3 separate regions of the Mus musculus genome follow, and all the other regions are linked to region 3. A link is a loop called in an ENCODE intact Hi-C map of the cell type or tissue named here. Cell type or tissue: heart. All regions are shown on one strand. Links, peaks and the distances in the headings refer to the core of each region. The heading gives the core; the rest is flanking DNA. Region 1 holds the start of Kcns2 (K+ voltage-gated channel, subfamily S, 2). Region 2 overlaps Fbxo43 (F-box protein 43). Region 3 overlaps Gm32970 (a long non-coding RNA gene).

Region 1 (9,972 bases), core at 705-8,704, 96 kb after region 3:
CCTTCAAGAGATTTTGAAGCAAAGACTCTGCCGTGGAACAACCTCAGGTAGCAACTGGAACCTTGTTCACTCACCCTTAATTGGTATTCAACAGCTGTTTGATGTCTGCATAGTGAAGACACAGGCAGAAGCAGGCTGAGAGGCTCACAGCTGACTCTGAAGTCATGCTTTGGAGGAGCTGACATTGAAACAGGTCCTGAATGATAAGGAAAAAAAAACCTGTCATGTGAAGCTGCCATGATTGTAGGTACAAAGGCCACAGGGACAAAGGGAACATATGACCAGGGCACAAAAGACAGCAAAGAGATGAAGCTTGAGAGGTAGCAAGAGATAGGTAACGTGGAAAGTCTTGGATAGTGATGGTCAAGTGGGAAGCAGCTGGGATGCTTTCAGGAGGCAGGCAAGACCCTCTTGTATTTGTAAGAGACACTTGGGTTGCAGTGGGAGAGGGGCTGGTAGGCAGCAGGATAGGTGTGGGTAAGAGTGGTCTACTCCATCAGGGTCAGGGATGGATGGGGCTCTGTTCTTCTGAAGAGTGGGGAATGTAGGTCAGGCAGCTCAGATCACTCAAAAGGCCGCTGAAGCAGCCCCCTCACCTGTCAGGAGAGAAGCTGAGTCTGTGCTGTGTGGGCTCAGCTGAGATCTGTGTTGGCAGGGGAAGCAGAGAAACAGTCACCCAGATACAAGGATATGGGTCACCACCCAGGGTCCCCTTATCCCCATTCCCAGAATGCCTTTCCCCCCTTCTCCACCCCTTTAGTACCTCCTTCAAGCAAGCCTAGAAATACACCACCAGGAAAGCAGGCAGCTATATTTTAAGATCAGAGTTCAGACCTCTAAATAAACTATAAACAAAACCAGCTTCTTTGCTACAGAAGGAGGGAGATGGCTGCATTTCTCTTTAGTGCATTGACTCGGAAATAAACAAGTGGCTCTGCCTGTCATATACACTTAACTCTCTGAGAAGACATCTGTCAGGCCCAGGAGCTTCTGCTTAGCCTTTCCAAGGAAAAGCTCATGGCCCCGCACTCAGGCTTCTCCCTGAAGACTCCAAATTCACTTTGATACTCATGGAAAGGTTGTTTGTCCCTGGCCCCACAGGAAAAGCTAACTGAAGGCAGATATAAACAAGGGCTCCAATGTAGCCTGGGGTCTAGACAGGGGTAAAGGCAGCTGATGAAGGGAGAAACAAGCCAAATGTAGAAGGAGATGAGGGACAGGTGGGGGCAGAAGGGCAGAGCTATAGGTGATGGAGAGTAGCCCTTAATAGGGAAATGTGAAGTCTGAGAGCCCAGAAGCCTGTGAGAGGTACAAAGAAACAAAAGCTGAGAATTTATTTTTCTATGAACAGAGTCTTCTATAATCAGGAAGGAAGAAGAAATGAGTGAGATAAATAAAGCAGAGAGGAAAGAAAACAAGAGTCACAAAGCTCATTTCCTACTCCTAGGAAGAGAGACCCCCCCCCCCAAGTACAGCAGGAAAAGGTGATTAATAAACAGAGCTCAAGGAGCCAAGGCACACGGGAGTCAGGAGCCGAGGCTGAAGGAATTTGTGTGTCTGAGAAGTGTCATGCAGCAGAACTCACACAGATGTGTGTAGCACAAGGTAACTGTAAGGCTTGAGTTTGCCAGAAGCCAACTGAGAGGATGTCAGGCTAGAGAGAGAGTGGATGTCCCCAGGTACAAAGGGCCCCGGCAGTGTGGAAACCTCACAGCCACCCTCCAAGGTATGGAGGCATTGAAAAGGAGGGTCAGCAAGCCAGTGATAACAGATCCACCAGTTCACACAACCTCTGCAAAGGCTGGCACTCTCCCAGCAGCACACCGTGGGGATGAAGGAGACCAAGGAGCCTCCAGACAGAAGCCCAGCCAGGTGTGGGGGAGCTCCAGATTTCAAATGATAGATCCAACCAGACTACACAGAGGATAAGGTGAGACTATGATAAGCAGACTCCCATAGAAATAGATGGTTGGGGTCAGGAGAGGTGGCATACACGTATGATCCCATCCCATCACTCAGAACACAGAGGCAGGCAGACGGTGAGTTCAAGGTCAGCCAGGTCTATATAGTAAGCTCCAGGGCAGTCAGAGCTACACAGAGAGAGCCTGTATCAAAAAAATAAGACAGGGATAGGGGGATGGATTGGGAGAGGAAAGAGGGCAGCAAGGCAGTAGTAGATAGGGTGACATGAATAAAGCACAGTGATAAATGCATGAAGATGGCAGATACCAACTGGCAGATCACTCCCTACACACACACACACACACACACACACACACACACCAGCACCACCGCCACCACCACTGTTGCCACTACTAGCATCAAACATCAAAGAACGGAAGCTCACATGAACCACACCACATTATTCTTCTTCCCATATGGAACTGCTTTTGCAGGAAGACCCACACTCACAGAAGCTTCAGAGACATGGGTGTAGCGTCCTTTTAGTGAGGACACATGTAACCAATGCACACATCATATATGCTCAAAGGTGAGTGGCTGATACAAAGACTCATACTTGGATCCACTGATCCAACACAAAACTAGATCAAGGATTCTTTTCAGACCCTCTGAGGGAGCTTAAAGCAGGCTAGTCTTTTGCACTGTTTGCATAGTTCTGGGGATCAATACCTAGGGCCTTGTACATACCAGACAAATGCTCTGACCGGAGTTCAGCTCCAACCCATCAAACAATCTAGAGCCAGAACACCTCTCAATTCAGGTGGCACCCTTAGAGCCACATATGAAGAATGTGTTTCTCGTGGTTGCACTGTTTTTCCTGAGTCTGGAGCCACCTTATAAGAACTGTCCTATTACTTCTGACCAAGACATGAGGACACCAGCTCTCTGCTAACAATGCATGCCACAGTCTGAAAATGAGGACCATGTATTTGCTCAGAGACCAGGGGGATACCAAGGAATAAGGGTCTATTTCTTGGCTTGGCCAATATGAGGGCCCTATGTCTTATGATTGGGAATTCTGTGCTGAAGTCAGTGTTTATACAGCACACAGTTTCTCACACTGTATGCACATACCACACTAATGCATGTCCAGATCCTCATACATGGCACACTGTATGCATCTTCGCATCCATCAGAAGACATATTTGTCAATACTTTACACAGATTTTGGGTAGTCCTACTCCTCAGATTGCACACACGCACAGAACTCCAAGTACTCCTCTGAAGCTCACACTGGCTTGTACATACACGGTATCATGCAGAGTTCTCAAACAGAACTCCATTACTCCTCCCCATGCCAACAGGACCTGTGCACACACCCAAGCTCCTGCCCCACCCATATCCCTGCCACAGCTCAACCTCAGTCTTCTCTGACAGCTCCCATTTTCCGATAACCCCATTTCCAGGTATAGGAAACTTTTCTTCAGGTTTCTAAAAGAGGAAGCCGAAGCCGGTAGATCATTCCGTTGCTGCCCTATCCGCCCTATACATAAAAGCCATCCTTCATTCTCCAGTCTGTTTCCTACAGACCCGGCGAGGGAGGAAAGTCACTGTAGGCAACCCTCTGTCTGAGCCCTGGGGGTGCTGACAATAACAGCTGTCCCTGGAGGATGCCGAGGGAGGGGGAAAAGGTGTCAGCTCCGTGCAAAGCTGGGGGGCGCCCGAAGAACAGAATGATGCTCCGGAACGTCTCAAGAGTCTGGGCGGCGACTGTGCCCCGGGCTGGCGCGCTCGGAGCTGTCCGTTCAGCACCACCGCGCAGCACCAGGCTCAAGGCCCTCTGCAAGGCGCACCGGCTCGGTTCCCGCCCCCGCTCCACGGGCGCCTGCGGCGTGGGCTCCTGCCTCTCGTGGTGGGTGAGGGGCGCGCAGATCGGAAGAGGGGGGCTCCACGAGCGTCGGGGCCACGCAGCCACCTGTGAGCCTCTCGCGGATGTGGGCGGTGGTGTGTGCGGCCGGAGACTGAAGGAGGCGCACGGTGGACCCCGCCTGCCCGGTGGCGGGGCACACAGACAAGCACTCACATCTACATCCTCGCACCCGCGCGCACTCGCGCAGCCAGCCAACGGCGTCCACCGCGGTGATGCTTGCCAGCAGGTCGGGGAAGTTTCCCGCCGGCCTCTGCCGCGGGCTCCCGTGCACCCAGGTAAGCGCTTTTAGAACGCGCAAGGCGAGCTCCGGGAAGGCGCAGCGCACGCGGCCGGGGAGCACGGCGCCAGAAGGGCGCGGGGGTGGTGGTAGGAAGGGGGCTGGGAATGGAATCGGTCCTTGAAGGCTGGAGATCTGGGACGCTGAGTTGACCCTTTTAGCCCTCGGCCCAGATTTACAGATTAGAGCGGTGAATTTCCTTGCCTCCTCCCAAATCTCCGCGCCCCCTTCTTGGCCCAGCCCTGCCAGTGCGCATCTCAGCTTGGGTCCCGCCTGTCTGCGGCGAGAGGGCGGGGGCGTCTCCTTGGTCTGCTCACAGGCAAGGTCAGCACACAGCCCCCTTGGGCTTTCAGAGCCGACAGGCGCCACTCCCTGGAGGAGGTGGAGGCCCGGGTGTACTCGTGGAAACATACACCCTTGTCTTGCCTTGGGAAGGGAGTCAACTCCCATAGACCCATTCCTGCACCCCAGTGCTGGACCTCACCTAGAGACCCTGCTGGAGAGGCCAGTCAGATGAGGGTGAAGAGAAAACAAGAGAAAGACTTGGGGTGGGGAGTGCCGGCGCTCACATAGATGCTGTTCCCTCTGCTTTCAGGTGTAGCGCCCCCGCGCGGCGCGGGCGCCTGGGCATCTCCAGCATGACCCGCCAGAGCCTGTGGGATGTGTCCGATACCGACGTCGAGGATGGAGAGATCCGCATCAATGTGGGTGGCTTCAAGAGACGGCTGCGTTCCCATACGCTGCTGCGCTTCCCTGAGACACGCCTGGGCCGTCTGCTCCTCTGCCACTCGCGAGAGGCCATTCTGGAACTCTGCGATGACTACGATGACGTTCAGCGTGAGTTCTACTTCGACCGTAACCCCGAGCTCTTCCCCTATGTGTTGCATTTCTACCACACCGGCAAGCTTCACGTCATGGCTGAGCTGTGCGTCTTCTCCTTCAGCCAGGAGATCGAGTACTGGGGTATCAATGAGTTCTTCATCGACTCTTGCTGCAGCTATAGCTATCACGGCCGCAAAGTGGAACCTGAGCAGGAGAAATGGGACGAGCAGAGTGACCAGGAAAGCACCACTTCCTCCTTCGATGAGATCTTGGCCTTCTATAATGATGCTTCCAAGTTCGATGGGCAACCCCTGGGCAACTTCCGCAGGCAGCTGTGGCTGGCGTTGGACAACCCAGGCTACTCAGTCCTAAGCAGGGTCTTCAGTGTCCTTTCCATCTTGGTGGTGTTGGGCTCCATCATCACCATGTGCCTCAATAGCCTGCCAGACTTCCAAATCCCTGATAGCCAGGGTAACCCCGGTGAAGACCCCAGGTTCGAAATTGTGGAGCACTTTGGCATTGCTTGGTTCACATTTGAGTTGGTGGCCAGGTTTGCTGTGGCCCCTGACTTTCTTAAGTTCTTCAAGAATGCTCTAAACCTTATTGATCTCATGTCCATTGTCCCATTTTACATAACTCTAGTGGTGAACCTGGTGGTGGAGAGTTCTCCTACCTTGGCTAACTTGGGCAGGGTGGCTCAAGTCCTGAGGCTAATGAGGATCTTCCGAATTCTCAAGCTGGCCAGACACTCCACTGGCCTCCGCTCCTTGGGAGCCACCCTGAAGTACAGCTACAAGGAAGTGGGGTTGCTCTTGCTCTACCTCTCAGTGGGGATTTCCATCTTCTCTGTGGTGGCCTACACCATTGAAAAGGAGGAGAACGAAGGCCTGGCCACCATCCCTGCCTGCTGGTGGTGGGCCACTGTCAGTATGACCACAGTTGGGTACGGAGATGTGGTCCCAGGGACAACAGCTGGGAAGTTGACTGCCTCTGCCTGCATCTTGGCAGGCATCCTGGTGGTGGTCTTGCCCATCACTTTGATCTTCAATAAGTTCTCCCATTTCTATCGGCGCCAAAAGCAACTTGAGAGTGCTATGCGCAGCTGTGACTTTGGAGATGGAATGAAAGAGGTCCCTTCGGTCAATTTAAGGGACTACTATGCTCATAAAGTTAAGTCCCTCATGGCAAGTCTGACAAACATGAGTAGGAGTTCACCTAGTGAACTGAGTTTAGATGATTCTCTACATTAGCTGGACCCCGACTTACATTGCTGATCTGCTGCTTGTGGTTCTAGCACAATCAGGGCAATTTTAGGGCTGTGGCATAAGAAATCATCCCTGCCCTAGAGGGAGAGCTGCATGGGACATAAGCCCTAGATTGCTTTTGCAATGTTTAGAGAGGTTTCTTTTTTCTTTTGAGGATGGTGTGTCTAATAACATGCCTTTGCACCTCTCAGTGAAGTGACACTCACTGGTGTTTGCATCATGGCAAAAAAAAAAATGTTCACCTTTCTGCCAGATGAGTATCTAGAATGCCAATTTCTCTGTCCACTGTGTACAGTATTCTAATGCTCATATCCCAGCATTACCTGTGAGTGGAATTGTCTGTGCTCCTATTTCCGAGGCTGCTGTATGGGTTCCAGTGACAACACATCTGTCTATGAGGTCAGCAAGGATATCGTGAGATTTGGATCACAACCATGTGAAAATAATCTCAATTATGTATCCCTTGCTTTCATTTACCTTTAATACCAAAACAGAGAGATCGCAAAGCTAAGCACACTTGACCAATGCAAATCTTCGAGTTGTCTTTCTACTTGGTCCTGTCCTTGTGATGTGCATGAATGCACCAGTCATTTTAAAGAAAGATATGTATTGATGTATATCTCCTAAGTGTCAGTGTAAAGAGAATGTTACTTAGTCGATATGTAGTAAAGACTGAATGTTTTTCCTCCAAACAGTTAAATTTAGGGACAGCGACTTTAGCTAAACATGGACCAAACCCCAGGAGTTCATGTAGGCTAAGCCCTTTTACTGATGGTCAGGCCTCTTTTCATTTATTTCTGGCTGAGATGCTCAATCCAGGCCATTTTGACCAAAGTTTGCTGTGTCTTGGTATTAGCATGTTTTTCAAGCATCTCTTTTTTAAGATGTTTAGGAATAAGGCCGTGCTGTCTTTCTCCTCCACTGGAAGAAGTTTGTGTTTTGTTGTCTTTGTGAGGTAAGCACTGTCAGGTTGCTGGCAAGGGCAATAGCTTAAATATTTTCTTGCCTGCTCTAAAAGCCCATAAAATGAATGTTCTTTTGTTTCTGAGCAGAGTTTCCTTTAGGTAGTTTTGCTTCTAGGACACAGGATAGTGTATGTATAGTGTTTGATTGCCTTGAGTTCCTGCCTTGGCATGGAAACCTGGTAGTGCAGAGCATATTCAAGATGCAGACATGCATGAAGGCAGGTGGCTTACCCAGGGTGGAAACACTGTAGCTTTTATTTCCATTGCAATTGCAATGGGGTTTGGGGGACAGGGGTAGAAGTCAAAAGAAAAGAGTTATAAAGCCAAAAACTACTTTATAAGATATAAATAACTGTGAGCTTCTTTAAAAGCTTAAAACTAGTAAAATAGAAAACAAAAACAACAAACAACCCTTTCAACCATTAAGCTGTGTTGAAGGGTTACCTCTATTTCCTTTTCCAACACACTGTTCAGTTAACACAAAACATTATGAAGGGGCACCTGGGCCCCCTTTAAGAAAATTCTTTCCCATCATTGTCTAAGTAATCTGATGGTTTTCCAGTGGCTTTCATTATTGTTGAGTCTTTGGCAAGGCTATAGAATCCAGGGATCCAAATACGGAGATAAACAGGCTTTTAATCCAAAGTTTGGGCCTACTCTTAATTGGTCCATTTTGTGTTTTAGTCAGTTAAGGACAATCCACACTTCACAGGGGTGTGGAATGGATCTTCTCAGAGGGCTCTGTGTACTAGTGGTTGCCATGGTGACTACAGTGTGGGCGATTTGTTGGATGAATGCACTGACCATTTAATGCCCTTGAGCCTCCAGTTCAGATCTTTCATCAGACTGGAGACTGATGAGGGGCAGAAGGTGGCAACCTCCTAGTGCCTACGTGCAGACACATCTATGTCTATTATTCCAAAGCAGCAGGAATGTGAGGTTGACTTCAAGGAACCCCGCCTGTGAATCAGAAGACAGGAGTTGGTTTTGGGAGTTTGCATATGGAACTCTTGTTGTTGGCTGGTATCTTCAGCACTAGAAGACCAAGGATGTATAAAACTGTTCCCAGTTGCACTGAAGGCAGGGGACAGCCTAACCTGTGAGGACTGTTTGGTTTGCTGAGGCTGATGGTATACCATAACTGGGCATGAATTGCATGGTCACTGACCATGAAGCTGATGGAAAGAAGAAAAGAGGAGATGCAGAGTAACTTAGCCACTCTCCTAAGGATTTTTCTAAATGAACATGTTTAACACCAAAAAGGAGATACCTGCAAGGATATGAAAGCTGGAAAACTTGACTTTTCTTTTTTGGTGATGACTTGTTTTATCTGGTGCCTTTCATTGGGGGAATCCCAAAGTGCTTTAGAGACTGTCTTTTTAACATTTCTTGTAGATATATGTATAATTGTAAAAGAATATTCCTTTGCCCACCAAGACTTTTAGTCGCTTCTGAGCATGAAAAGGTCCCAGGAGCATTAAGTTCCCCCAAGCAGTAGTTTCATAGACCTTGAGGGAGGGCCATCCAGATGGCTGGGCTCTGCAGTGATCTCCATAGACCATAAAGAATGGTGTAAAGGCCCTGGGAACCTTTCCCTTATCACTGAACTACACGGAGGTATGAAGTTCACAAGTCCTGGATCAGACACAAAGCCTCTGACTAGTCAAGTCAGATAATGTCTCCCATGGTAGTTTCTCCTCCAGGAGAGAGCAGATTCATTTTCTGCCGTGTTCTTGGGAGTAAAGGCTACCAAGATGAAGTGGACTCATAGATGATCAAGGTAGCCTGTACAATCCTTTCTTGGGGAACACAGTAGATGCAGGCTCATTCATACCCAGCTGGTAGCTAAAGAGCAACTCCACTCTTGGCATTTGACCTGTTCAGTATTACTGGGTCAAATACATGGGCCAAGCTTTGTCATAGCATGCAGGGTGGGCATTTGGAACTGACACACGTTTATGGCACAGATACATTAGTCTGGGGCTGTGTTTCCCATCCAAGTTCTGCATTTCCCAGGTTGGCTGCTGAGGAGGGGCGTGTAGAATGCTGAGCCTATGCCTAGCTCATCAGGTAGTAATTGATGTTTAATATTTGGGTTTGTTATTGCTACTTACTGTAGCTCTCAAAGCACTGAGCGACCTGTTAATTCCTGCTTTGTTTCAATGGAAATGATTTGTTCTGCACTTTGGGATATCGGCGGTAGAGACCACAGGCAGTGTGGTCTCTACTTGAAAGCTTAACTGGTATTTCTTGTATGTTTTAACAGCATGACTTGTTCCAGGGTTGTAATTTTAAACATCGAGAATACTGTATTTGCGATGTCAGTTTTAACACTCATTAACACACTACTGTGCCAGCGTCCTGGCGGCTCCTGCGCCATTACATCGCTGCTGTGCTTGAGTTTCTTGTGCCTCGACTCCAGAATGAGGCACATGACTGACATACTCAGGATGCCAGCCTTGCAAATATGCAGATTAAACAGAAGATAATTATTTCACTTCCCTAAGGTCCCTCAATTACACATGGAGTGGCAGAGATAAGGACATTGGGAAGCAAGGGATTGGACTGCCCAAGAAAGGCTGAACTGGTGTTTTGCTTTGTTTTGTTTTGTTTTGTTTTGTTTGTTTTTGTTTTTGGGGATTTTTTGTTTTGTTTTGTTTTTTGGTTGTTTATGGTGTGTGTGTGTGTGTGTGTGTGTGTGTGTGTGTGTGTGTGTGCATAGTTACACATGTGTAGAGGTTAGGGTTAATGTTGGATATTTTCCTCAACTACTCTGCACCTTATATATTCAGGAGTGATCTCTCATTTGAA
Region 2 (9,730 bases), core at 1,731-9,730, 1.4 Mb after region 3:
GAAATGCACCTTCTGGGCAGTAAGCTGCCAGGCACTGGAGGCTGCATCCCATGTCAGCCTTTTTCTCTGCATCACACCCACAACCATGACCTGACAGGCTAGTGGCTGCCGGTTGAACTTCTGCAACTCCTCATTTCAGTTACCTGCCTGTGCTCTGCCCACGCATGCTCGTTCTGGCCAGACAAGTTGATAACTTCATCAGTTTAGCATGGACAGTGTCTCACGTTTTGCCCCCTCTTACCAGGAGCCCTGAATGGGAACTTAAATAGAACAGCATTGTTCTTCTGGGTTTGTAGTTTAGAAAACAGATATAGAGAAGGTTTTTTGTTGTTGTTGTTTTGTTTTGTTTTTTTACCCAGACAGCTATTAATACATTTTTCACATTCCAAAGCCTTTGCCCTTAGATGGTGTGCTGACTGGTTTCTTGTCAACTTGACACAAGCTGAAATCATTAGGAAGGAGACAGCCTCAATTGAGAAAATGCCTTCAGATCACCAGGCTGCAGGCAAGGCTGCAGGGTATTTTCTTAATTACTGATTGATGTGAAAGGGCCTAGTCCTTTGTGAGTAGGGCCACCCCTGGGCTGTTTGGTGGTCCTGGGTTTTATAAGAAAACAGGCTGAGCAAGCCAGTAAGCAGCAAGCTCCAAGGCCTCTGCATCAGCTCCTGCCTCCAGGTCCCTGCCCTGTTTGAGGTCCTGACCTGACTTCCTTCGATGATAAACAGTGATGTTGAAGTGTAAGCCAAATAAACCCTTCCCTCCCCAACTTGCTTTTGGCCATGGTATTTCATTTGGAGCAATAGTGACTCCAACTAGGACAGATGGCTCTATTGTATGGCTCTTTCCCAAAACAATCTCCCAAAGTAAAAACAACACTGGGATCACAAACACAGTAACTTGAACCCAAAGGCCTAGGCGATAAACTTCAAAAATTTTGGAGATTTTTTTGTAACCTTAACGATATACAAGTCATATGTCATCCATCCGTTCCCCTCATTTCAAGTGTAGAATGCACAACCAACACAAAGTTGGATATTCCCAATATCTCCAAGAAACGGCACAATGTTTCAAGTATGTCTCCATCTCTGTAACTCCCTCGCCTACCTTCTCTCTGCTTCTCCTGTTTAGACATGTCATATAGATAGGATCACATCGCTTTGCACTTTTGTGTCTGGCTTCCTTCGGTTAATGTTTTCGAGTCTCAGGTACATTGTACTTTTTATTAGTAAGTAGTATTCTGTTAAATGGTTACAGATTTTCCATCTATTCACTAATAACTGGACATTGGGGCTCCAGGTGTGACCACTAAGGGAGGACCATGCCGTGAATGTCCGTGTACAGGTTGCTATGTCCAGATGTTTCTGTTTCTCCTGAGGACCTAACAGAACTGGCGGCTCCACAGGCCACTCTACACTGGAATGTTCCAAGGAATAACGGATCGTCTCCCAAATTGTCCATACTACTTTGTTACTAGGACAACAGTTCTCACTTGACTATTTTAGAGGTAGCATCTGACATTTTTATGATAGTGGTCCTCTTGGGTGTAAAGAGCTACCTCTCCGTGTGTGGTCTTAGGTTCATCTCCTCGGTGACTAGGCTCTCTTGACTTTTAGAGAGAGCCTACCTCCCCTGATGCCCCAATTCTAACTCAGAGCTATTCACAGACAAATGTGCTCCCTAAACCAACCCCAAGGGTGCACACTGCAGGCTAGTCAACCCACGCCCATGTTCCTGAGCAACAGCCTCTGCAGAGACCAAGATGGAGTCTTCTCTCTGCTTATTCCTATAGTGTTCCTCTCTCTTACCTGCCTTGAAGTTCCTGAAACCCACAGGCAGGGAGGGTACAGACCAAAGCTCTGAGCATGCTCTGTTCTGGTTTTGATTGTCTTATTGCCACATCAGGAAACTACACTCGTGAATTAGAATAAGCAGCTAATCCACTGGGGTGTTTTCTGAGATACCATGCAGCCCCTCTGAGGGGGCTAACGCCGCATGGTGCCAACGGATGGTGCCATCGCCACCCCTGCTGAGGATTTCCATGCTCCTCTGGACAAACACTATCTTTTTTTTTTCTGTCATTAAATATATACCTTATCTACATTGGAAAACAATTACCCACACCTGTATGACATTTAGTAGAAAAACAATGTTTTTGTTTTTGTTTTTTCATACTTCCTAAATTAACAGTTCATAATTTTTGGAAGAACATAATTAGTTTAATATATTCATTAGGTAATTTCTTAGCTTATCCGAGTTAATTACCATCTGGGCCTGCTGGTTTAGATTTGCTCTAATTGTTCATAGATTCCATGCCATTGCTTTGTTTCTGGTGTGCACTTGTGAGATAATTCCATTTCGTTTTTAACCCTTTCCTAGTCAAAGTTTGAAAATGTTAATTTATGGATGTTGTGATTTTTACAGGTAAAGAATACCTTCTTCTGGGGCTACAGAGATGGCTCAGCAGTTAACAGGACTTGCAGCTCTTTCAGGTGACCTGGGTTCGATTCCCAGCGCACACGTGGCAGCTCACAATCATTGTTACTCTAGTCCTAGGGGATCCAGTGAACTCTTCTGGCTTCTGTGGGCACAGGCACTCACATGGTACACAGACACACATATAGGCAAACACACACATGAATATTTTGAAAGGAAAACACTCCCTTGTTTTTCTCTCTTCTCCCTGCCCCTCCTGTGTTTCTTCTTCCCAAACTCATTTTCCTTTTTGAAAATGAATTTAAGCTCTTAATGATAACGTTATATGTAGCATGTTTTGCCTGTGTATGTGTCTGAGCACCACATGTGTATCTTGGTACCCACAGAAGTCAGAGAGGGCATCAGAACCCCTGGAACTGGAGTAACAGACTGTTGCGAGCCACCACATAGATGCTGGGAATTGAACCACTGTCCTCTGAGAGAGCAGCCAGTGCTCTTAACCCCTGAACCATCTCTCTGGTTCTTTTAAGAGATTATTTTGAACTAAGTTGGCAACTCTGCTACCTCTAACAGATAAACTATGATGTAGTAAATGCTCATTAAATATGTACTAAACAACCCATTTTAAGATTATAAATATTTGCATACGTGTATGTATGTCTGTGCACCATATGCATGTCGGATACCCACAGAGGCAAGAGCGGGCATGAGATTCCCTGAACTAGAGTTCCAGCCACCACGTGGGTGCTAGGAAGCAAGCCTGGATCCCACTCAAGGAAAGCAAGTGCTTTTAACTGCTGAGCCACTGCTTCAGCTCCTCAAACAACCCTACTTAATGAAGAAACAGATGTTATATTATTTGAAGTCATGAAAGAACATTGTTTGTCAAAAAATCTCAAAATTTAATGCCCTAAGTACATGTCAGTAGTTGAGGGCAGGAAGGAAGCCCAATAGCTTGAATTTCTTATTTACTAGATGCAAAACCAACAGAAAATGGCTTTCTACTAAGGCAGAGAGCAACACACACAGAGGTCCCTGATGCGGGATGGGTCTATCACTCCAGTTCCAGATGATCTGATGCCCACTTTTGGCTTCTGTGGGCACTGCAAACATGTGACGCTCAGACACACATGCAGCAGGCACTGAGCTAAGTAAGACCAGTGTCTAACAGCAAACAGCCAGCATTTAACTCCAGCTCTAGACCTACCAGTGAAGACAGAGTCTACCTCTCGGCTCATTTAGACATTTCTTTTCTGGAAAAAAAAATACTGCTAATAGCACCTCTCTCATATAGTTGATTGTTCCTAACACACATGTGTACAGACGTTTAGTTCACTGCCTAACCAAATTAAAACGAGCTACCAACAGAGCATGTTGGCACATGCTTTTAACCCCAGCAACTGAGAGGCGAGAGGCAATTGGACCTCTGTGAATTTCAGGCCAGTCTGGTGTACATGGCCAGCAAGAGCTGTGTGGTAAGACCCTGTCAAAAACAAAACAGAAAACAAAACAAAAACCCAACAATATGTGGGGATGGGGAATGGGATAAGGGGTTTTCGGAGGGGAAATCAGGAAAGGGGATAACATTTGAAATGTAAATAAAATATCTAATCAAAAATAAATTTTAAAAAATATGTAACAAGTTTCATTGTTTACATTGGTGTCCCTGTCTCTGGCTCCCACAATCCCTCAGTCATCCTTTGCCTGTCTCTGTAAGATTAAAGGAACATACCTGGCGAAGTGGGGAGGAGGGGAGCGGGGAGAGACACAGCCCTACCCCAGAATATTTATCTTCTCAGGAAATAATTAAAGAGTACTTATCCTTGATCACAGTGAGAATCTCAGAAAGGAGACAGCACCTTACACTTCCCTGACAGTCAGGGGGAAGACCAAGGGAGCCATGTTAGAGTCCTTTGACAGGGTGACCCCTTCTCCCTAACCTCACCAAAGAGGAGTTATCTTGGAAAGAAAGGGTCTGCTAAACACGGGACTTCCCTTCAGACTAAGGATTGGGAGCACCGTGGGGTGGAGGGATTCGATGTGTTGGGAAGAGAACAGAAAAGCTCGGATACATCCAGGGAGCACAGCACAAAAGAGCTCCAGCTGCCCCACGGAGACAGCCAGCCTCGGGCAGGAGGTGGCTAATCAGCAGGACCCCTTGGAGAAGTCAAAGCTGCTTAGGTAAAGCAAGAAGGGAGCAGGTGATGGAAGTCAGAGAGCGTCCCAGGCAGAGGCAAAAAAGGATTGGAAAAGCGAACAAGGTGAAGGAAAGATGTGCTGGTTCCGTTCTCACTTGAAAATAAATGCAAGTAACTAAAAAATAACCGCAGTCAAAGTCTCCTGTGCAACCTCAAAGGAAAAGGAGATTTGGAGAAAGTCCTCATGTCCACTGACAACCCCTGTAGCCATTCAACTAAGCCTCTGTGCACAGCCTATTATGCAGGAAGCATTTTACTGACAGTTTCAAAGGTTAAAGATGGCAGTAAACATGGTCGAAAGACCACAAAAAAGGATAAATACACAACTCCAGGGAGGTAGAATTTTCATCTTGTCAGACATACCAGAAATTGACACATGAAAAGAGAAGATGAACGCCAGGGTTAACAGTCTGTACAGCAAGAGAGGGAGGGAGTGGGAGAGAACACACCGAGGTTGGAAGAACGAGATGTCATCGTGTCTGGAATAAAGTGTGCAGAATGATCACTGGAGAGACGGTTTAAAGTCTACTCCTTAAGAGGAAACAATGTGGTGTGGAGACACAGTGAAGAGCAGACAGCCTGGAATTAGGTGTTTAGAGTGGACCTGTTGGGAATATTCGCAGTAATGTAGGCAGGATGTGACTAAAACCCTAACCCTGTCCCTGTCCCTGCAGGATGTGACTGAGAGCCTAATCCTGTCCCTGCTTCTGGCAAGACAGGAACTACCTGAGGGAAACCATTGTTGGCATGACACTATTATAGTTGCTCGCACTTATCTGTCTCCACAGTCTGTGGTGAGGAAGCCAGGAGCACAGGGCTGGTGGGAAAGTTAATAGGGAGCACAGACTAGGGTCCACCAGCAAAGGGCTCTGCAAAAGACTTGCAAGCCAACCAAATATTTTAATTACCAGCTCAAAGTAATAACTTTTCCCCAAATTTATTCTACATATACTTTTTAAAAAAAAATTAAGTAGAGAAACACTTCCCCTATTTGAAAATGTCATAGTATATGTCAAATTCATAAAAGCTACATTTACTTGTAGAAGGCCTTTAACACCATAAATCAGTCTTTGGTGCCCCCTAGCGGAATTTCTTAGTATTCGGTTAAAAATTAACTATTTAAAATGAGTAATTTGATCTTATTCTTTGTGAATTTTACATCGTGCACCCCAACCCACTCATCTCTCTGTCCCTTGGGGAAGCTGTAGGGTGTCACAGTTTTGAGTGTTCATTGCACTGAGTCATTTGAGGCCTCTGGCTTCTGCTACCCTCTCTATACTGGATCTTCACAGGGGCTCCTGTTGCTGTCCCGCATCCGGGAGGTCCGCACAGCAGGCGTTTTCACACACCCAGCACACCATAACAGGGTAGGTGTCGGGTGGGCCAACTCAGAGCCCTGGGTCTGTGCCTGGGTTGTAGCTGAGTTGGTCAGCCCATCAGCTCTCCTGCCTGCCACACGTGACTAGGAGAATCTTGACCTTTCCCCTCCGTGGCAGACAAGGGGTGAGGCCAGCTCTCTCTTGCTCATGCCCTTAGGGCTGCCCAGGGGTGGGGCCCTGCTCTCCCACCACCTGGGGCAGTTCTACTGTGCTGTCCAGGCCAAGTGTGGGGCCTGCTCTCCTGAGTGGGCAGTCAGTGAGGGGCAGGGCCAGCTCTCCTGCTCTTATGACCTTGGGGGCCAACTCTCCTATGTGCTTAAGCGGGGGGGGGGGGGGGGGGGGGGGAGGAGATCTCTCCCTTGTCTATGCCACCCCTCCACAATAACCTGATATTATTATTATTATTATTATTGTTGTTGTTGTTATTATTATTATTTGCATTGGTGTTTTGCCTCCATGTATGTCTGTGTGAGCGTGTCAGATCTTCTGGAACTGGAATTACAGACAGGTGTAAACTGCTGTGGGTGCTGGGATTTGAACCTGGGTCCTTTGGAAGAGCAGCCAGTGCTTTTTGACTACTGAACCATCTCTCCATCCCTGATCTGATCTTTTAAAATGCTGTTAGCCAGAAATAACCTAAAGAAATGACATAAACAGGAATGCCATTTAGTAAGTGCCCAAGTCCTCAGTATAATCTTTGTATCACGAATTTACAACTGCGATTTATGCTATGGTTAAGCCAAGGGAATGGAACTTGGCTTTGGGGGTGGGAAAGATGGCTCAGAGGTTAAAAGCAAGTACAACTCTTGCATAGGCTTTGCACAGGTCCGACGACCCACACCTGTAACTCTAGGTCCAGATCTGATACCTTCCTCTGGCACCTACACTTCTGTACATACCCATACCCAGACACGCGTAAGGCCACAGGGAGTGGGCAGTTCCAGATAGGAAATGAGTCCGGGATGAGCATCAGGACCGAAGCCAATGCACTAAAATGCACCCGAGAGCCTCTGGCGGATGCAGGGAAAGACGGAGGGAAACCGTACAAAATTGGTCCTGGTGCACAAGATGCCTCAGGAAATTAAAAAGACACCAAGATGGGTGTGGTGGCCTATAATCCCAGCACTCAGGAGTCTGAGGCAGGAGGATTACTTCAAATTCAAGGCCAGTTTAGCTATGTAGTGACTTCCTTGCCAGCCTGAACGTCAAAGTAAGAGTTTGTCAAAAGAAAAAGAAGAAAGAAAAGGAAAAAAAGAGAAACACTCAATTTAGAAAATATGTAAATTTTAAATTTAATTATTAGTTTTAATTTTAACCACTTTCTTAAAATAATGTGTTCAGAGCTACATTGAAATATGTGTGTATAGTATAAAAACACATATATACAGCAATCACCTACATATACAAAATACAAGTGTGTTGTCAGTTTCCCTCGTATGGGTCTGGAGAGATGGCTCAGTGGTTAAGAGCACTGGCTGTTGGTCTGAAAAACTCGGGTTCAGTTCCCAGCATCCACATGACAGTTCACAACTGTCTCTAACTCCAGCTCCAAAGGATCTAATACCCACACATAAATGCAGACAAAACACCAATATGCATAAGATAAAAATAAATAAATCATCATTTAGAAGTTTCCTTCTTGAGGCCTGATGTAGTGGTGCAGGACTCTGACCCCAGCTCAGGAGGCAGGTGGACTTCTGTGTGTTCAAGGCCAGCCTGGTATACATAGTGACTTCAGGAGACCTAGAGCTACATAGTGAGACCCTGTCTTCAAAACAAAACAACAGTAACAACAATGACGAAATGATGACAAAAACAAAACAAAAAACCCAAAAGCAAAACAAGAGTCCTCTCTTACACTTTTTTCAGCAATAAAAAAAACTTAGCTCTTTTTGCCACTGATCTATAACAGAGCTCACTCATTCCCAAATCCCTCTTGGAAAAAGGCACATTACAAACACATACAAATTATAATGGCCATTATTAATAACTTCATATTTTTCCCATTCAAAACCCATCATTTCTGCCCAGCCCAAATCTTTTAAAATATCAGAATCTGTTACTATAATTCCAGATTTTTAAAGTACTTAATTAGAAATGTGTGACTTGCCGGGCGTGGTGGCACACGCCTTTAATCCCAGCACTTGGGAGGCAGAGGCAAGCGGATTTCTGAGTTTGAGGCCAGCCTGGTCTACAAAGTGAGTTCCAGGACAGCCAGAGCTAAACAGAGAAACCCTGTCTCGAAAAAAAAAAAAAAATGTGTGACTTATAGGAGTTTATTAAATAAAATTCCCATTATAAGTAACTACACAGTCACCGTAACTGACATTTATTAGTATGTAAATTTTACTAAACAAAAAGTCTACTAAAATATCAAGTAAGAGGAAGGTTGAAATTATAGATTACATTTGATGGAACTTTTAAAAACATTTTATTTATATTTAATTTCAGCCATCAACTCATTTTCTAAACCTGAAAGTTCACTGACCTCAAATTCAAATTATTCAAATTATTTGGAAATTATTTTTTAAATAATTGAAGAACATTTCAACACATTGTTATGAAATGCACAAATTTAAAAGGTTACATGGAGCAATAAAACACACATATATAACAACCCTGAAAATTCTTTATTTAAAACATCAAAATATTTAAAATGGGGATATGACATAGTAAAATAAAATTCTTTCAAAATTCATCACTTTAAAGAAAATATACAATGGTGTGCATTATAACAAACAAAGTGGGAAGTAAATCAACGTCTGTCATCAATGGGAAGATTTGCATGTGTTCAAAATAGTCATAATTTTAAGTCAGACAGAACATGGGCCAGCGCGAGTGGTTCCTTAGTCTCTTCAGAGGCGTTTTAAGTTCCGCTTGCTTTGGGCACTCCCTGGGAGAACATCTTTGCTACCTCTCGCCTTTGCTGACCCTCTTCTACAGTCTTCAGACCCGTGATAAGCGCACAGACATAACACACAGAAGTCAAAGCCGCAGGCCAGGCGGCTGCATAGCCCCCTTTTCTTGTGCGGCTGGTACTTAGCAGGGGATTGGCACCTCGGGCAAGGCTTTAAAGCTTCATCAGTAAACAGTGTCCTGGCAACCTGCAGGGGAAGCAGGCACACTCAGTCTTCTAGGGACTCAGTCACTTCATTTCAAACTCTAGCTACTTCTAATAACTTACATCCGTGCTCACCTTCACATACTGTTCCTGTTTACTCCGTAGGTGGGTGAGGGAAGAGCTTGCTACAGGTGTCAGAACATCCCCCCAAGGGGACAGAGTTGGAACCTGCTCACCACTGGGTGCCTGTGCCTGTGCCTGCACTGATCTTAAGGCCAAGCGACTCAGAAGGCAGAGCCGAGTGGCAGCATCCTGAACACGTAACACAGCGGCCCCCTGTGGTAAAGAAAGGAGAAACAACACTGCAAAATCACAGCAGCTTTCTGCCTGGCCCTGATGTAATGTTTAGGAAAGGTTTATACCATCAGGACCTTTCCCTACGTCATTTCTCTTTTTTTGGGGGGGGGGAGGGAATGGAATGGAGTGGCGGATGGGGTCAGGCAGGGAATCTTTTCTCACCTAAGTTTGGAGATGGGGAGGTGGTTCTGTGGGTAAAAGCACTAGCTAGTGGTGCAAGCCCAACAGCCTGGCGTGTTACATGGGAAGTGGACACAGGAGAATCTCCTGCAAGTCTGTAGCACTGCAGCGTAATGTAAGAG
Region 3 (9,972 bases), core at 915-8,914:
GTAAAAACTGTATGGTATTGGTACAGAGACAGGCAGGTAGATCAATGGAATAGAATTGAAGACTCAGAAATGAACCCACACACTTATGGTCACTTTATCTTTGACAAAGGGGCTAAAACTATCCAGTGGAAAAAAGACAGCATTTTCTTTTAATTTATTTATTTTATTAGATATTTTCTTTATATACATTTCAAATGCTATACCAAAAGTTCCCTATACCCTCCCCCCACCCCCCGCCCTGCTCCTCTACCCACCCACTCCTGCTTCTTGGCCCTGGCATTCCCCTGTATTGGGGCATATAAAGTTTGCAATCCCAAGGGGGCCTCTCTTCCCAATGATGGCCGACTAGGCCATATTCTGCTACATATGCAGCTAGAGATATGAGCTCTGGGGGTACTGGTTAGTTCATATTGTTGTTCAACCTATAGGGTTGCAGACCCCTTCAGCTCCTTGGGTGCTTTCTCTAGCTTCTCCATTGGGGGCCCTGTGCTCCATCTTATAGATGACTGTGAGCATCCACTTCTGTATTTGCCAGGCACTGGCCTAGCCTCATACGAGACAGATATAACAGGGTCTCTTCAGCAAAAATCTTTCTGGCATATGCAATAGTGTCTGGGTTTGGTGGCTGATTATGGGATGGATCCCTGGGTGGGGTAGTCTCTGGATAGTCCATCCTTTCATCTTAGCTCCAAACTTTGTCTCTGTAACTCCTTCCATGGGTATTTTGTTCCCTATTCTAAGGAGGAATGAAGTATTCACCAGTCGGTCTTCCCTCTTCTTGATTTTCTTGTTTTGCAAATTGTATCTTGGGTGTTCTGTTTCTGGGCTAATATCCACTTATCAGTGAGTGTATATCTAATGACTTCTTTTGTGATTGGGTTATCTCGATAAGGATGATATCCTCCAGATACATCCATTAGTCCAAGAATTTCATAAATCCATTGTTTTTAATAGCTGAGTAGTACTCCATTGTGTAAATGTACCACATTTTCTGTATCCATTCTTCTGTTGAGAGACATCTGGGTTCTTTCCAGCTTCTAGCTATTAAAAATAAGGCTGCTGTGAACATAGTGGAGCATGTGTTCTTATTACCAGTTGGAACTTCTTCTGGGTATATGCCCAGGAGAGGTATTGCTGGATCGTCCGGTAGTCCAATTTTCTGAGGAACCTCCAGACTGACTTCCAGAGTGGTTGTACCAGTTTGCAATCTTACCAGCAGTGGAGAAGTGTTCCTAAAAGACAGAATTTTCAATAAATGGTGCTGGTTCAATTGGCAGTCAGCATGTAGAAGAATGCACATGGATACATTCTTATCTCCTTACACAAAGCTCAAGTTCAAGAGGATCAAGGAACTCCACATAAAACCAGAGACACTGAAACTAATAGAAGAGAAGGTGAGAAAGAGTCTGGAACACATGGGAACAGGGGGGGAATTCCTGAACAGAACAGCAATGGCTTGTGCTATAAGATCAAGAATCAACAAATGGGACCTCATAAAATTGCAAAGTTTCTGTAAGGCAAAGGACACTGTCAACAGGACAAAATGGCAACCAACAGATTGGGAAAAGATCTTTATCAATCCTACACACAATAGAGGGTTAATATCCAATATATACAAAGAACTCAAGAAGTTAGACTCCAGAGAATCAAATAACTCTATTAAAAATGGGGTATAGAGCTAAACAAAGAATTCTCAACTTAGGAATATCAAATGGCTGAGAAGCACCTAAAGAAATGTTCAACATCCTTAGTTATCAGAAAAATGCAAATCAAAACAACCCTGGATTCTACCTCACACCAGTCAGAATGGCTAACATTAAAAAAATCAGGTCACTGGCAGATACTGGCAAGGATGTGGAGAAAGAGGAACACTTCTCCATTGTTGGTGGGATTTCAAGCTGGTACAACCACTCTGGAAATCAGTCTGTTGTTTCCTCAGAAAATTAGACACAGTTACCTGAGAACCCAGCTGTACCACTCTTGGGCATACACCCAAATGTTGCTCTAACATATAATAAGGACATATGCTCCACTATGTTCACAGCAGTCTTATTTATAATAGCCAGAAGCCAGAAAGAATCCAGATGTCCTTCAACAAAGGAAAGGATACAGAAAATGTGGTACATTCACACAATGGAGTACTGCTTAACTATAAAAATAATGACTTCATTAAATTTGCAGGCAAATGGTTGGAACCAGAAAACATCATCCTGAGTTGAAGTAACCCACTCACAAAAGAACACACATGATATGTACTCACTGATAAGTAGATATTAGCTCAAAAGCTCAGAATAACAAAGATACAATTCTCAGACGACATGAAGCTCAAGGAGAAGGAAGACCAACGTGTGGGTTCTACGATCCTTCTTAAAAGGGGGAACAAAACACTCACTGGAGGAAATACGGAGACAAGGTGTGAAGTAGAGTCTGAAGGAAAGACCATCCAGAGACTGCCCCACTTGGGGATTGATCCCATATACAGTCACCAAACTCAGACACTATTGTGAATGCCAATAATAGCTTGCTGACAGGAGCCTGATATAGCTGTCTCATGAGAGGCTCTACCAGTGCCTGAAAAAATACAGAGGTAGATACTCACAGCCAACCATTGGACTGATCACTGGGTCCCCAATGGAGGAGCTAGAGAAAGTACCCAAGAAGCTGAAGGGGTTTGCAACCCCATAGGAAGAACAACAATATCAACTAACCAAATCCCCCAGAGCTCCCATGGAGTAAACCACCAACCAAAGAGTACACATGGAGAGACCCATAGCTCCAGCCACATATGTAGCAGAGGATATGTAGCAGCCACATATGTAGCCTTCTAGGTCATCAATGGGAGCAGATGTCTTTGGTCCTATAAAGGTTCTATGACCCAGTGTAGGTGAATGCCAGGGCAGGGAAGCAGGAGTGGGGGGGAGCACCCTCACAGAAGCAGGAGGAGGGGGGAGTGGGATGGGGGGCTTCGCTAGGAGGGGGGAACCGGGAAAGGGGACAACATTTGAAATGTAAATAAAGAAAATATCCAATAAATAGAAAAAGAAAAAGAAAATGGTCTTGTCAAAGCCATCAAATTTCCCTGAGGCATACATATAGCCATTTCAAAAACAATAAACGTCTGAAGTAGTCTTAGGTAAATGTATTTTTTTGATCTAATCAATTTCTCAAGAGAGGGCTATAGAACAGCAAGGGCTGCAGCCTCTCCAATAAGTAACGTGAGTGTAACAACACTCAAAACTTCAAGGAGTAGGAGACACTTAAGAGAGTATCTGCTACCTTGGTCTCCATGGCCACACCCATCCTAAGGCTGTGAGGCTGAGCCCAGGACCCAGGGGTCCCACTGACTGCACAGTTCCACAAATACTATTAGAAAGGCGTGATGGACCAGCTGTCCACTAGTACTCTTCTCTAAGTCTTTCCGGATCTCAGCCTTCAGGGCAGGTAGTTTTCCTTACCCCTGGAGGTAGGATAGTCCCATGTAACTAATACTGACCAATTAGATGTGAGAACTTGATTACTGGGGGGAGGCCTTGAAAATGATCTTTTTTCTTTACATGACCACTGTGTCTCAAATGGTGGCTTCTCCATCCATCACACATTTTACAACCCAGCTTGTGATGGGCAAGCACTGTAAGCAGAAAGAAGTCCCTGAGACTTGGAGTGTGTTCCTGTGGTACACCTTTTCTGTCATGATAGATGGCATGCCCCTGGGCAGGGCCATCTGGAAACAACATTTGAAAACTCTAACTCAAGCACAAAGTTTGAGACACAAATTTCTCTTCCCTTGGTCCTGGGTCTCCCATGAATTCCTTGCCCCACCTAAGAAAGCACACAGTTCTCTAGTAGTGATTCTACCATAAAACTGCACTGGAGGAATGTGTCGCTTGCTTGGACAGGGGTGATACCCAAGGAGTATTGGTAGAGTTTCGTTAAGGATCGTGACGGTCCAAATGCGGAAAGAACCGTCCCTTTGTTTAGCCCCATTCTTGTTTACAGAAAGACCAGAACCTGTGGCAGGGGAACATGTACCCCCCAACTTCTAGATAAAGATTCTTACAGTGTCCCCAGTGCTGAGAAAGCAATGTGAGGAGAAACTTAGAAGTGTGGAAAACACAGCTGAAGGCCTAGGGCACTCCGCACACTCAGCTCCCAAATGTGGGAATGCTATGTGATGAGTTTATGAAATATAAAAGTCAAATGAATTTTTCATGAAGAAGTTATCTTCCCAAGATGCAATAATGGAAAATTCCTTTCAAGAACTGGTGTTTAGACCTCACAAAAATGCGCGGCAAATTGCATTGTGATTTATTTGTCAATGTTTTTATAGGTTAGGCGTTACTTTCTACCCCACAGCTGGAGTCAATTTTTAATATTTAAAAGTGGAAAGAAAGCAAAACCTAAACACATCCAGAGATGTCTGTTTTAGATTGAGCTTTTCCCAAACAGTGCTGTTTAGAACTGACCCCTGAGCATGGTCGGTCAGCTGCCAGCTGGCCTTTACTTCCCTGCAACACAGCATTAAAATACCTGGACTGGGCAGACTGCACATAAGACCTCCTAAATTGTAGCTGGTGGGTCTAGTGTTTATAACCAATTTCAAATGCATGTAGCCTGTCTGCCCTCTCAATTGAAGAAGCAAAAGTCTTTTTTGTTTTTTTACTCTAGATTTTCCTTCATGCCCCTAGCTCAAGGTGCTGTGAGCACGATTTTCAGGTCCAGTGGTTTCTGGATCCAGTAGATGGCCAGGTGAGTGGGAATCCCCTTGGTTACTCCTTTTTTGTTGCAAGCAATCCAACTACAAAAGAGCAAGCTGATTCTTTCAACCTCGGAGCTCCATGAAATCTAGTCTGAAAACTACTCAGGGCTCACCTTCCTGGGATTCCAGGTCAAAGAATATGCTGGATTTGCACTTGAGAGCTCATGGAAATATTCAAATTCCCAGCAAAGAGATCAAGCCTACACCCCTAATCTTATTGCTTGGGCCAAATCTACTTGAATGTGGGCTTCATCCTACCATGTGACCAAGCATTTACAAAATGAGACTGGGTCTCTGTTTCGTGAGAGATCATACAGTAGTTCCAGCAGCACACTATGTGTGTGTATGTGTGTGTGTGTGTGTGTGTGTGTGTGTGTGTGTGTTCATGCTCAGTTGTAGCTTCTACACCTGAAGCCAGCCATCATGCCGGCACTGACCGTTGCTAAGGGGGGCATGTATGTGCTTACCAACTACAGGTTCAGTAACACACAACATCTGGAGGGAGGGAAAACAACCCTAACTGTGACCGACACAGTTCCTTTGGGTAATATGGCTGATACCCTGCTCATGAAGGCGGTGTTTCTCTTGTCCTCTCCTGCTTTCTTCCTCTTGATCATTCTGGAGCCAAGACCCATAGGAAGAGTTGATTTCTTTCCAAATTCGTGCGTTGGTCTTGTTGAATCTGCCAGCCCAGGGCTGCTGACACCACCCCCAGTCAAGCTATGAGAAGCACTAACCACTTCATAGACACAAGCCAAAAAAAAAAAAAAAAAAAAAAAAAAAAAAAAAGCCTCCTTTGTAAGGTATGGAAATGTCAGACGTGCGAGAATTGGGCATCATATTCAGCTACTGTGCCTTTTCCTCAGCGCTCTCAACAGGAGCAGCACCCCAGGAGAACCCCTTCGGCATGCTGCCCCAATAGCATCAGAGACATAAGAGATGATGATGATAAGTGATTATTTCCCTGTCTTAAAAGGTTTTCTTGTGTCACAGAAAGGATTTGTCATGGATTTCCTTCTAAAAGTACACACCCTAAACCCACTTCCACACATGATTCGATTTAACCCGAAAAATCTTTATAAAACACACCTAAATGCTTTTTGAGATACAAGGACAACCACGACTAAAGTGCAGCGGATCTACCCGCCAGCAGGGGGAGCTCTTCCCCCTGGTTCAAGCTGCCATTCCAGTTCTCTAGTGGTCCACCCTTTTGCTCAAAAAACTTTGCTTGGGTTTAAAGAAGGTGGAGTAAAGACAGAAGCCGGCTGTCCAAAACAACAGATACGGGGACGGGATGCGGGGGAGGAGGGTGGTGTACTTTATCCCGAGGGCAGAGGACAGCTACTAAAGGATTCTCAGAAATGTGCGGCTTTGTATTGAGGCATCCTGTCTTTTTTGGCTCAGTATCTGACCTATTTGAGAAATCTATTGAAACACGCCACTTGGCACCGATTGTGATGCTGTTAGAGAGTTCATGGGCAAGACATTCTGAGAAAGGGATTGAAGATAAGCATCAGGAGGAAAGTACACTGCCTCCAGAAAACCAAGAAAGGCAGAGCCACCCTTGAGCTGGACCGCAGTGCAACACAATGCACGCATGGAATCCAAACATGGTCCAGAGACCAAAAGCTCTCATAAGCAAATGAGGAGTGACTTTTCTAAAGAAAGAGCTGGGAAAATGGTATTTCCTTCCTGTGCTGAGAAACAAAGTAAAGATACTCTGGGGAAAAGACGTGAGCTCCTAGGCACACAACTGGGTGCCATCTGTCACCCGCAAACAGCTGTGGCATGGAGAGTACAACCACATGTCTTTAGAGCTTCCCAAAGGAACCAAGAGAAAGTGACGAAAAGGCGAAATCAGTGTCTTCCTAAACGCTTATAACAGAATCAGGCTGCTGGGCTCTCCTTCCTGGGTGACTCTATTTGGCTTCTCATGACTAGATCCTCTCTAGCATCCAGCATCCAGGAGGATCTTTAAATCTGATCTTCTTAGAATCCCTCAAGGGCCTTCCATTACCTCCAGGCTAGAGTCCTAACTCTGTAATGTGATTTGGGAGAGCCCTGCAGACTCTCATCCCCGAGGCCACCATGTCTCAGTTCTTGTCCTTTCTGCTCTCTATGCCTTTCTGAAAGCCTTGCAGTTTTGTGTTTCGGGTGGTTCTGGAGGCCAATGTCCTTCCTTCTGTCTTCCATCACAGTGCTGGTTAGATGTCAAATGCATGTTGGACACTGTCCTGGAGATGGAGACCTGCAAATGCTTTCTCTTCCCTGGGTTCTACCACACTCAGGGTCTCGTTCTCTCAGTGTGTCCCCTTCCATATCCTTTTCCTCGTTTCCGTTAAGATATGGAATTATAAATTACTTCATTATGGGAGCCACCTTGACCCCACAAGAGTGGAAGAGACATTAGACTCTCCCCTAAACAATTCTATGCTTAATCCTTCGGTTTCATTTGTATAACTAGCTACTGACCCCTCGACACCACCATAAACACAAAGGTGGGGCTTTCCTTGCTGTATCTTCATGTTTAGTCCTGCATCTAACACTCCTTGAATTAACAAGGTTTATTATTAATGAAGTCTGGTCTGTGAATGGTATAGTCCTTGTCATATGCTATCTGGCTTCCCTGGTGCACTGTAAGGAATATTCTTCCTTCTCTGGAAGCTCCTGCTTATAGACAGCTCCATCACCTTAATATTTTATGGAACAGCCATTTTTTCAGATTATGAAGGCATTATCTCTGCTTAACTGAACACCAGGGTAGAGTCTAAGGCTCATGGTTCTCTTTGCATTCCAGCAACTAGATAGCTTTGTTAACAGGCCAGTTGGCTAAAGCTATGTACTGTTCATAGTTACTTTGTGTTGATGTGACCAAAATATCTGAAACAAACCATTTAAAGAAGGAGAAGTTTATTTTGGCTCAGAATATCAAAAGGGATTTCAGCCAGTGGTGGTGAGGAAGGCATGGGAGTGGAAAAGTGTGGAGGAGATGTCTCAGCACGGTGAACAAGAGAGCGAGGAGAATGGGCCCAGAGCAGGGGCCAAACAAGACCTTGAAAGGGCTGCCACCAGGGGCCTACTTCAGACACCTCATAGTCATTGTACGACCCTCCAGAATAACACTGTCATCTTGGTGGTGGGGGGGAAAAAGCCCAAAACTTCAAAATATGAGCTGGGGAGGGGAGACTTCACATTCAAACTGTAACAGGATACAAGAATGCATCTTCTGGACTTTTATGTAAAATATGTAAATGAATAGAGATCAGTGATTTCTAGAGCATCTCCTAGCAGTGCCAGATGCTCACTACACAACCATTTAACTCACTCTCTTATACTCTCCATACTCATTGGACCCAAACTCAACAGGGTCAAAGATGGGTCTTGTCAGTCTGATCACTGCAAAGAGGCAGACAGCCAATGTATTCATTGCACTGAACACCCCTTTCCAGTCACAGCAGATGGACAGAGAGAACATTGGCCTGATTTTGAGTGTTCAGAGATGACCAACAACCTTGGTGGTGGGAGAGCCACTTTCTGACCCACACATTCTTCAGTCTAGGCCCCACGTTTTCCCCACAGTATAAAGATGTAGCTGCAGACACATAGACACAACTGTCTTTTTAAAACTAGGCATGGCCCCCATGTACATAAGATATGTGGCTAAGAGCATTGGCCCTGCTAGGAGGCTGTCTTCCCTTTTCTAGCTTGTGGACTTGGACAGCCACTTGGTCTCTTCATGTTTCAGTTTCCTCATTGTATTGCTGAGAGGATTAAATCTGCTAATGAAAAGCATAGATCAATGTCTGACATGAGATGAATGTTACAGTCAAGGTGAGCTACCTTCATGATTGGAATGAGAGTGCTGAACAGATTTCAGGATCTATTTGGGTTGACACCTCCAGCTACCTTGCTGGGGGACAGGGACAGAGCAGCACACCTGTGCACAAGACATGTATTGTACAGTGATGTGGCGTGCACTGGAATGTCATGCTGGCTTCTAGAAGAGGCCTAGACTAAAGCAGGTGTGCTGGTCTGATGAGGTGTGGAGATCCACCTTCAGAATGTGACAAAGGATCCTAATGTGACTTCTGCTACTTCTTGGCTTAGGTCACACAGCATTTTGAACTCAAGTCAGTCCCAAGGGCATGATAATCTCAGCTTAGTCCTTGCTGCCAGCCTTTGTCCTTCATGAGCTGGAACCTGCTTTATAGACACTGCACAAATTCCTGGTGGAATCAGTTCACATGGAATCCAGGTGGTAAATATCTCCCAGGAAGGGCTGTGCAGAAGTATATCTTCCCACCGGAGGAAGGTAGGTTGGCTCAATGATATTCTCAGAAGAAGACAGAGAGGATGGTGCAAGGAGATCCAGATCCTGCGACAGCAGCCTCCTTTAGAGAGAATACAAACACCCATTTGGTTATCAATGACTTTGTGGGGAGATGGAGAGAGTGACAGATGTGAGCTTAGGACTTCACTGTAGCTCTGAGTTCAGGCTTCAGGAGTACAATGGCAGGACTTGTGGGGGGCTCGCACATAAACAGAGAATGGGCTCTTTTCTGAGAGCATCTGGGTTGTTGATGGTGCCCTGTCTGCTCATCCTGTTTCAGAGCTGAGCTAGGTGGGTTCAGACCACCCTGCCAGTCTCCTCTTCAGCATAGACTCCTGCAGTACAGTTCTAGAAGATGGGCTGAGGGAACAAAAGCACGCTGCTTCCACCTGATACCACCATACAATCACACGTAGGATTTCCTTCATTTCCAGCTGACCTCACCCTCCCCTCACCATTTGCTCCCACAGCTGCCACCTCAGGAAACAAGGGGGATGGAAGCTCTAAAGGTCAAACTTAGGTCAGCAAATTCTTATTGCAGAAAATGATCTGATAAGAGTTAGCTACCTTTTTTTTTTCTTTGAAGTTCCTATATGACCACTATCAGTAATGTTCTGTCTCTCTCAAATGTCTGTTTCTGTTTCACTGTCTTTCTTTCTTACACACACACACACACACACACACACACACCCTTTTGTTTACAGTCCAAGAGAGGCATATACATTCTTAATATATAACCCACCCTCATCACAACTCCAAAATTCTAAAAACCTACACATGCTCGTAAATAGAACACCCTTAAATGGAGCAAAATTTCTAAATACCCCATGACTCACACAGCTAAAATGTCCCCCGGGGAGCCCAACTTGGCAGCATACATTTTCCT

Evidence for each region. A loop is a pair of places that touch in the nucleus more often than their neighbours do. Peaks named below come from ENCODE experiments on the same cell type or tissue, not always from the same donor. Only the 100,000 strongest peaks of a DNase experiment are listed, where the experiment ranks them.
Region 1: it touches region 3 in a loop (2.1-fold over the local background); 5 of 42 quality-filtered maps call a loop at or near these places.
Region 2: it touches region 3 in a loop (11-fold over the local background); 12 of 42 quality-filtered maps call a loop at or near these places.

The regions. Positions count from the first base shown.
Region 1 is chr15:34,833,746-34,843,717 of GRCm38, forward strand. Kcns2 (K+ voltage-gated channel, subfamily S, 2) reads left to right here and starts at 3,610. Exons shown (of 2, transcript NM_181317.4): 1 at 3,610-4,107; 2 at 4,705-9,662. The coding sequence starts at 4,748. The coding sequence ends at 6,181. It overlaps Gm32970 (a long non-coding RNA gene), which reads right to left and starts at 4,930. Exons shown (of 7, transcript XR_383919.3): 1 at 4,594-4,930; 2 at 75-196. In heart, for the core only: no CTCF peak of the experiment used is centred there; no DNase peak of the experiment used is centred there; H3K4me3 peaks cover 1,309 bases; H3K27me3 peaks cover 5,714 bases.
Region 2 is chr15:36,142,779-36,152,508 of GRCm38, forward strand. It overlaps Fbxo43 (F-box protein 43), which reads right to left. Exons shown (of 5, transcript NM_001081253.2): 4 at 9,207-9,407; 5 at 7,282-9,114. The coding sequence ends at 8,866. Among named protein-coding and RNA genes, the nearest start is that of Rgs22, 7.2 kb to the left of the region's middle. In heart, for the core only: CTCF peaks have their summits at 5,705 (motif pointing left), 5,906 and 9,405; no DNase peak of the experiment used is centred there; H3K4me3 peaks cover 563 bases; H3K27ac peaks cover 411 bases.
Region 3 is chr15:34,737,321-34,747,292 of GRCm38, forward strand. Gm32970 (a long non-coding RNA gene) reads right to left here. Exons shown (of 7, transcript XR_383919.3): 7 at 7,650-9,147. Among named protein-coding and RNA genes, the nearest start is that of Nipal2, 64 kb to the left of the region's middle. In heart, for the core only: a CTCF peak has its summit at 5,900 (motif pointing right); a DNase peak (open chromatin) is centred at 6,041.